Linked DNA regions of Homo sapiens: regions 1 and 2 are each linked to region 3. Evidence: chromatin loops called from intact Hi-C (ENCODE). Cell type or tissue: heart left ventricle. All regions are shown on one strand.

What was found. Hi-C counts contacts between places; a loop is a spot of excess contacts. Peaks named below come from ENCODE experiments on the same cell type or tissue, not always from the same donor. Only the 100,000 strongest peaks of a DNase experiment are listed, where the experiment ranks them.
Region 1: a loop joins it to region 3, with 2.8 times the contacts of the local background. A loop is called at or near these places in 28 of 110 quality-filtered maps.
Region 2: it touches region 3 in a loop (3-fold over the local background); 93 of 110 quality-filtered maps call a loop at or near these places.

Annotation. Positions count from the first base shown.
Region 1 is chr3:50,674,044-50,676,543 of GRCh38, reverse strand. DOCK3 (dedicator of cytokinesis 3) reads right to left here and starts at 1,617. Exons shown (of 53, transcript NM_004947.5): 1 at 1,244-1,617. The coding sequence starts at 1,280. MIR4787 (microRNA 4787) reads right to left here and starts at 1,464; the gene lies at 1,381-1,464. RefSeq lists a silencer at 1,364-1,653. In heart left ventricle, a CTCF peak has its summit at 1,057 (motif pointing left); DNase peaks (open chromatin) are centred at 1,023 and 1,623; H3K4me3 peaks cover 1,550 bases; H3K27me3 peaks cover 1,559 bases.
Region 2 is chr3:50,626,680-50,629,179 of GRCh38, reverse strand. All of the region lies in intron 2 of MAPKAPK3 (MAPK activated protein kinase 3), which reads right to left. Among named protein-coding and RNA genes, the nearest start is that of MAPKAPK3, 11 kb to the right of the region's middle. In heart left ventricle, CTCF peaks have their summits at 1,088 and 1,287; a DNase peak (open chromatin) is centred at 1,549; H3K27ac peaks cover 1,629 bases.
Region 3 is chr3:51,370,679-51,373,178 of GRCh38, reverse strand. The region is part of intron 49 of DOCK3 (dedicator of cytokinesis 3); the gene reads right to left. Among named protein-coding and RNA genes, the nearest start is that of MANF, 13 kb to the left of the region's middle. In heart left ventricle, a CTCF peak has its summit at 1,017 (motif pointing right); no DNase peak of the experiment used is centred here.

The DNA.
Region 1 (2,500 bases), 700 kb after region 3:
GAATACTCTAAGAGAAGGGGTAAAATGTCCCTAGAGGTGAATCCCAGCTCTTCGCATCATTTCTCAATTCCTTCTCAATAGAGACTCTAGGACCAGAGCTCCCTTTATCACCTCCATCCTAACATACCTAATTGTTTCAGAAAGTTACCTTTTAAAACAAGATCTTCTACCAGAATAGAAGACCTCTCTGCTGGTCCTCGAATTTAAATAAATTCAATTTTCACACGATAACCTGCCTGATAGCATTCCAAAACATTCGTTACCACTGCAGTTTCAAGTTATTTTGTAGTGAATTGTGAACTAAATCTTGATTAAATTGCGGTAAAGATGGGAAACAAAAATCTATGTTTAGACAGGTTTCCTATCTAAAATTTTCCATTACGAGCTTAGGAAAAACAAAACCTGTACACTCAACATTTTAAATCTGTTTCTAACTGAACAAGATGATAGGTGATGCAATGAGGCTTAACTCTATCATGTAATTGCCACAAAACACTAACATTGTAAAACATTCAATACTTTAAATTACTGAATATTCTTTTTAAAGAAGTTGAATATTGTAAGAATTATTTAGCTTCTGGAGTTTAACACTTACAACATTAAAAAAAGGTTTCTAAGAGGAATAAGGTCTCATCTGAAAACAGGGTTTAAAAAAAAAACCGTATAAACATTGATACATGTCCAAAAACATTTCCCATCGTAAGGTATTATTTCTAATACTAAAGGCAAAACAAATTAAAACAGATCAAACATTTGCAGTCAAATGTCCAAATTTTTGAACTGGGAAAATGATGTCAACGTTTTTCATCCGTTTTCTTGTAAGGTTCCAGATCAAAAATAAACAGCCATCGGGCTCATCAATTCAGGTGCGGAAACTCATTAAAATCGAGCTTTTGGAGGGGAGAAAACATATTCCCAGAATTTGGTTTATCGGGTAAAATTGCCCCGTGGCCCACACCAGAAACCTCGGGCAACTGCCCGGGCCTTGCCCACCCCTCCCGCGGGCCGCACCTGCCAAGGCCGCACCGCCAGCGCCCCCTGCCGCCCTCTCTGCACAGAGACCCGCGCCCACCCCCGCACCCGCACCCGCACCCGCACCTGCCCCCACCCCGCGCTCGCCCCGCGCCGAGGCCGCGCAGCCTGCGGGCAGTGGCGGGGGCACGAGGATGCGAATCCAGGCGGGGCCGGGAGCTGGGCGCGTCCCCCAGAACCCCCGCCACGGCCAGGCCTGAGCCTCACCTACCTACGCCGTATTTCTCCTCCTCCGTGGGGGTCCACATGGCCGTGCCGGGCGCGGCCCCGCGGGCGCGGCGACCGGGCGACAACGCGGCGGGGACGGCCGCGGGCCCGGCTGTGGCGCACCGCGAGTCGAGGCGGGGACGGTCAGGCGGCGCGGGGCAGTGGGCGGCGCATCCCTCACAGGCCGTCCGGGATGCCGCCGCCACCCCCGCCACGTCTGGACCGCGAGGCTCCGCGGGTGGCCCAGCAGCCCCTGGCGGCGCGGGCGAAGGCTCGCCACCTGTCCGTCGCCGCTGCTCCCGTGCCGCCGCTTGCTTCTTCACAGCTCCGCCGCCCGGCTCCCGGCGCCGCCGCGGCTCGGCTCGCCCCAGCGGGCTCGCAGGACGCCCGCGCATGCGCCACTCCCTGCCGCGCAGGGGCTCGCGCTGCCCGGGCTCGCGCCGTCCCGAGCCCGCGCGCGAATCCACGCGCCGCTGCTGCGCGCCAGCGGAGGGAAATCCGCGAGAAGCTATTGGACTGCCCGGCCCCGGACCGGCTTCTAGAATCGCTGGTCCGGGGCCCTCAGCTGCAGCAAACCCCGGAGGGGGCGAAGCCGGTCAGGTGGGCGACTCCCTCTACCCGGACTCCCCACTCGCTTCCGCTTCCAGTGCCTCCTGCCTGCGCCCCGAGATGGCCACAGGCCTCCTGGTCGGAGAGGGGAGATCCAGAAAAGGAGGACACGACACCATTTTCAGACCCATCCCAGTGTCACCCACAGTGCTGTCGGAAAGGTCCCCGGAGCCACCCTGTGCATTCCCAGGGCCCGCAGGATGGAGTCGCCACGAGGGAACCAGGTGGGGTGCACTCGTGCCCCTCTCTCCTGGATCCCCTGTGGGCTGAGGCCGCTGACACCTCCTGGGTTCTTGCTTCTCTGAGATGGCCTGAGTGGTGAATGTTTGGGGCCAGAACAATCAACAGCCGCCTTGCTAGTAAGGAAGAGCTTCATTGGGCCCTTCGTGTTCCTACCCAGGACACGGCATCTGCTGCTCCTGGGTGTCTGCCTCCCTTGGAGCCCTAAGAACTGGCTCCTACCGGAAACTTTCCTCCTCTCTCTCCTCCCTAAGAATCCATTCATTCTGATGCCTGTAAATGTCACCTTGTGACCCCCAAGTCAACCACTTACCAAAGAACAGGAACTGCAGGACTTCTCCTTTCCACCTACATTTGGACCACATGCTCTAATCCCAGCAGATTTGCCCATCTCTGTCACTAGCACTACTAA
Region 2 (2,500 bases), 740 kb after region 3:
CCTTGAGTCCACGAATCCTGTTTTGCTGTGAAAGGCTCAATAAGGAAGGGGAAGACCCTCCAGGGTGGAGAGAGGGTGGCTGATCTTAGGGGAGCGACCCTGGGGAATGGGAACCAAGACTGAAAGAACAGAAACCCACAACAGGGAACTCACCCAGCTCTCAAGCTTGGTCAACTATAGGAGGGGGCCCATCTTCACTTCTTTGTGGCAGCCCCCTACTCTCCCAGGTGGCAGACACCTTTACACCCCTCGACAACTCTGCGCATCCTTTTGAACAATGTCCCTCCTGCAAAATGTGTGACCATGGCCAGTCCTTTCACCTTCCCAAGCCCCAGCTTGCATCTGTGAACTGGGCACCCACTCTCCTCCCACATGGCTCCTGTGTTATAGCTGGGGAAAGAGGCCCTGAGACAGCTATGGCCTCCTCCCCTCCCCCAGAGGTTCTACAGTGAGAAAGTGGCAGGATCACAACTCCCTCTGCCCCTGACAGGTGTGGGATCCCAGGATTCTGCCCACAGCCTTCCCACAGAGGGCCGGGGGAGGCCACAGAGACCACCTGTGAGCCCCCTGAGTACATACTCAGAAGATCCAGGTTCTGGTATCTTCCTTTAACTTCAAAGAGGAAAAGGGGATTTTTCTATCAAAATCAGCTACATAATCTGTGAAACTTTACCCTGGTTTTATTTCTTCTATGACAGTGTAAAAATAGGACATTTTCATCATAAGACTGGAACATTTTAGCAAACACAAGTGTTTTGTTGTAATCTCAGAAATAATGTCCCATCAGTGGTCTCTCTTCATGAAGAGACCCCACAGCAGCAATGAAATATGTGCCCCCAACTGGCCAGTTGTGTGGCAGTGATGCCCACATAGCTGACACAGGGTAACAAAGGGCCATACCACCCTCCCTAGCAGGGGTGGCCAGGGCAAGTGAGGTCACGCCTAGGTGACCCCTGCTGAAGCACTCAGCAGGCCAGGCCTCTGGCCAGCTCTGGAGAGAGGGGACCCAAAACTCTCCAGCTTTCAGAAGAATGACAGCTGGTCTCTCTCGCCTGGAGGAGATGTCACAGTGATGACAAAGGAATCAGAAGTGGGCGTGGGGAGATACACTGGCTCACCCCCAGAGGCATGGCACAGAGGCCCTAGGGAACCTTCCATCCCCACCCCCAACACTGACCTTCTATCTCATATCTGCTCAGCATCTCTCCCTCATCCTTTGGCTTCATTCATGTCTCTGCAGCTCCCCACACAGGCCTGGGTGAGTACAGGCAGCCATCGCTCTCCTCAGGCTCCTCCCAGGGGTAGCAGGGGCACTAGCCATCCAGGCTTCCAGTCTCCCTTGGCCCCTGGCCCCTCTCCCCTCCTGCTCACGTTCAGCCAGAGGACTCCCAAGGCACCGACACCCAGCCTACTCCCAGAAGGCTTTCCTAGTCTCTGATCACACCATGGAGCCATAGCTATGAGGAAGAGGGGGAGGCCCTGCCCTCTAGGGGACCAGGGTGGTGGCCTGGCAGCTCTGAGGGACACTGCCTGTTCCTGCCACGAGACTAGGCGGCAGTGACTCACTCCCCCTCTCCTGGGCCTGCCTAGGGTAAGGACACACCCTGGTACTGGCTCAGCCTGACTCAAGCACTTAATTAGTCCATGAAGTACAGCGGAAGGGGTCTCCAAACCTGAGTCATAACCCTCAGAGCTCCTGACCCTGGCAGAATATAGCCCTTGCTGGTGGCATCACCATAGCCAAATGTTCCCCTGACAACACCATTTGCTGACTGGTGTGGGAGAGGCATCCTGGGGCACCCTCTGACCAGTCTCTATGCTGTCTGTCTACTTGCAAGATCAGCACCAGCAGTGGGCAAGGCAGGCCCCCACGACCTGCCTGCTTCCCTGGCACTGCCGATGATCATTGCCCACCTAACATGTCTTCACAGCCAAAAGGGAGGCCTTTGCCAAGCAGAGCACCCAGGCCCTCATTTTTTTTTTTTTTTTTTTTTTGAGATGGAGTTTTACTCTTGACTCCCAGGCTAGAGTGCAATGGCGCAATCTCAGCTCACTGCAACCTCCATTTCCCGGGTTCAAGTGATTCTCCTGCCTCAGCCTCTCAAGTAGCTGGTATTACAAGCATGTGCCACCTCACCCAGCTAATTTTTCTATTTTTAGTAGAGACGGGGTTTCACCACGCTGATCTCGAACTCCTGACTTCAGGTGATCCACCCGCGTCAGCCTCCCAAAGTGCTGGGATTACAGGCATGAGCCACTGCGCCCGGCCCAGGCTCTCATTTTGCTGATGAGCAGACTGTGGCTCCTGATCCCCAGAGGAGCACACACGCAGAGAGGAATGGCTGAGAGCCAGGCCTGGGTTCCAGCACAGGGCCATGTCCATACTACGTGACCCTGGGTGAGTTACTCTGCCTTTCTGAACCTGTCTCTGCATCCATGGCATGGGCGTGATAATCCATTCTGATTCTGCAGTGTTTGTGCCTGACATGTAGGAGGCACT
Region 3 (2,500 bases):
TCAGCCAGCTTGCCAAAGGAGTCCTTGAGAAATTCCTCTTGTATTCATTTCAGTCCAAGAAGATGAGGCTAAAATACTTTGAAGAAGTCAGCGTAATAAATACCAGTAATGTAACTTTTTCCACAGTTGGTCTGAGTGATCCTGTTTGTAGAACCTCAGGGCTGGCTTTAAGACCCAGTCATTAAAAAATGTCCTTTCACTTGTAAGAGAATGACTAAAATATGATTTTTAAAACTCGACCTGAATTGCTATTTTGTGATTTTACTGGTTTCTATGTTCTCTTTTAGAACCTGTACTCTTAGGCAACCTCAAGAAGATGGCTATGTAAAGAGAAATGAAAAAAGCACCTATTCTCACTGACCAATATAGTGCTTTCCCAGCAAGAAACTCTCAGAATGCTTCCTGAGCATTGCAGCCCACAGCTCTAGACAGGACTACTCTCTGTTCAGTATGCACCGGAAAACACACAGCACCTTTAGACCAACTCAGTAACATCAAACCCATATCTAATGCCCATTCCACACCAAGCATGTGATTGGAACCTGGTATACTGTCTTGCTCAGGTTGTCCGTGGTCTCTCACCTCGTGGAGCTCACAGCCTGGCTCATAAAGAAAACCCCACATCTGCATACTCAATATCCTGATCCGTGTGAGGGGGTTAGGATGGAGATATAGCAGCCTGAAGGCTGTAGCCAGGGCTCAGGGGCTCTGCTGAAGATTCAGACTCATGTTATGGTGGTCTCTCTGGGCTATGGTGGCCACAAAGGGGTGCTCTGTGCCACCACTAAAATTTTTAACTCTACCACTTCACTTCCCTCCCCCTGCCCTCTGCCCTGGGCAGCCAATCCCATGGTAGGAGAAGGTGATGGTTACTTTTCATGAAAACATTTGAACAACACAAGGGTTTCTGTGTTCATGGGACTTCTGAATTATGTGAGTTGTAGTCTAGTAAACCCCAGTGTCAACGAATTACTTAAGGATTATTCAAAATCCCTGTTTCCTAGCTCCAATCAGCCTTTTGATCAGCAGGGGGAGCTGTCAACTCACAAGAGTTTAGGTGAAAAAAGCACCTATTCTCATTGACCGATACAGTGCTTTCCCAGCAAGAAACTCTCAGAATGCTTCCTGAGCATTGCAGCCCACAGCTCTAGACAGGACTACTCTCTGTTCAGTATGCACCGAAAAACACACAGCACCTTTAGACCAACTCAGTAACATCAAACCCATATCTAATGCCCATTCCACACCAAGCATGTGATTGGAACCTTGTATACTGTCTTGCTCAGGTTGTCCGTGGTCTCTCACCTCATGGAGCTCACAGCCTGGCTCATAAAGAAAACCCCACATCTGCATACTCAATATCCTGATCCGTGTGAGGGGCCTTGCAGGCCATTCCTCTCAGACATTTCCAAAGCAACAGGAATCACAGCAGTGTCCATGGGTATGGCAAGGAAGACCACTGGTCTCATGACCACTCTTGGGAGTGGGGGAAGTAACCCCAATGCAAAGGCTTCCCTCAAGATCACCTTTACGAAAGCTTTCCCCTCCCTGGTAATACCAAACACAAACTTCAAACAGAGTGGACTGTTTCCTCCCTTCTTTGCCCAGAGTGTATCTACTACAACATCTATTACATACATTTGAAAGTATCAGTCTTTCTCTATGATGCCATGTCACACAGACCCTTCTATTTTGTCTCCCAGGGCCTAACACTGTGCTTGATAGATGTAGGACCTGCACCTTTCTCCAGATGAGCCTGCACATGGATGGTATGGAAGTTGTGGTCTAGAAGGGACTTGCTTTCTTTCTTACTGCCTCTGATCTTGTCACTGTTCTCTTTGGGCCCAGTTCTGTTTAACCATTTTGTTTATTTTTGCACTTAATGTTTACCCCCAAAAGGGAAGGGGCTTCTCTCAGCCTTCCTCTGTGTGATATTCTGGAGTTTGGCCATTGTGACAGCTCATCTCCAAAAATGGTGACCATCAACACCTTCTGTCCCAAAACACACACACCATTCCTTACAACATGAGGTGTAATCTCATTCCTCTTTCTGGTATCTGGGTTGACATTAGTGACTTGAGGAGACTAGAAACGTGGGGACTTCCTGGGACATCCAAGGCTGGGTAAAAACGAGCCTTGAGGCTTCTTCCTGGGTCTCTTGGAATGCTTTCTCTGGGGAAAATCAGCTGCCATGCTGTGAGAAGCCTAAGTCACATGGAAAGGTCATATGTAGGAGCTCAAGTTGACAGCCCCAGTCGCACCCCAAGCTGACCACCAGCATCAATTGCCAGCCATGTATGTGAGCCATCTCGAATATCTAGCCCACCTGAGCTTTTAGATGATTCCAGCCAGTGACATCTGACACCAAGTGAGAATTGCTCAGTGAGCCCTGTAAACCCACAGAATAAGAGATGATAATAGATTGTTTTAAGAAGTTTTGGGGGTGGCTTATTATGCAGCAACAGATAACCAAGCCATTTGAAGTAAAAATGAGTTATTT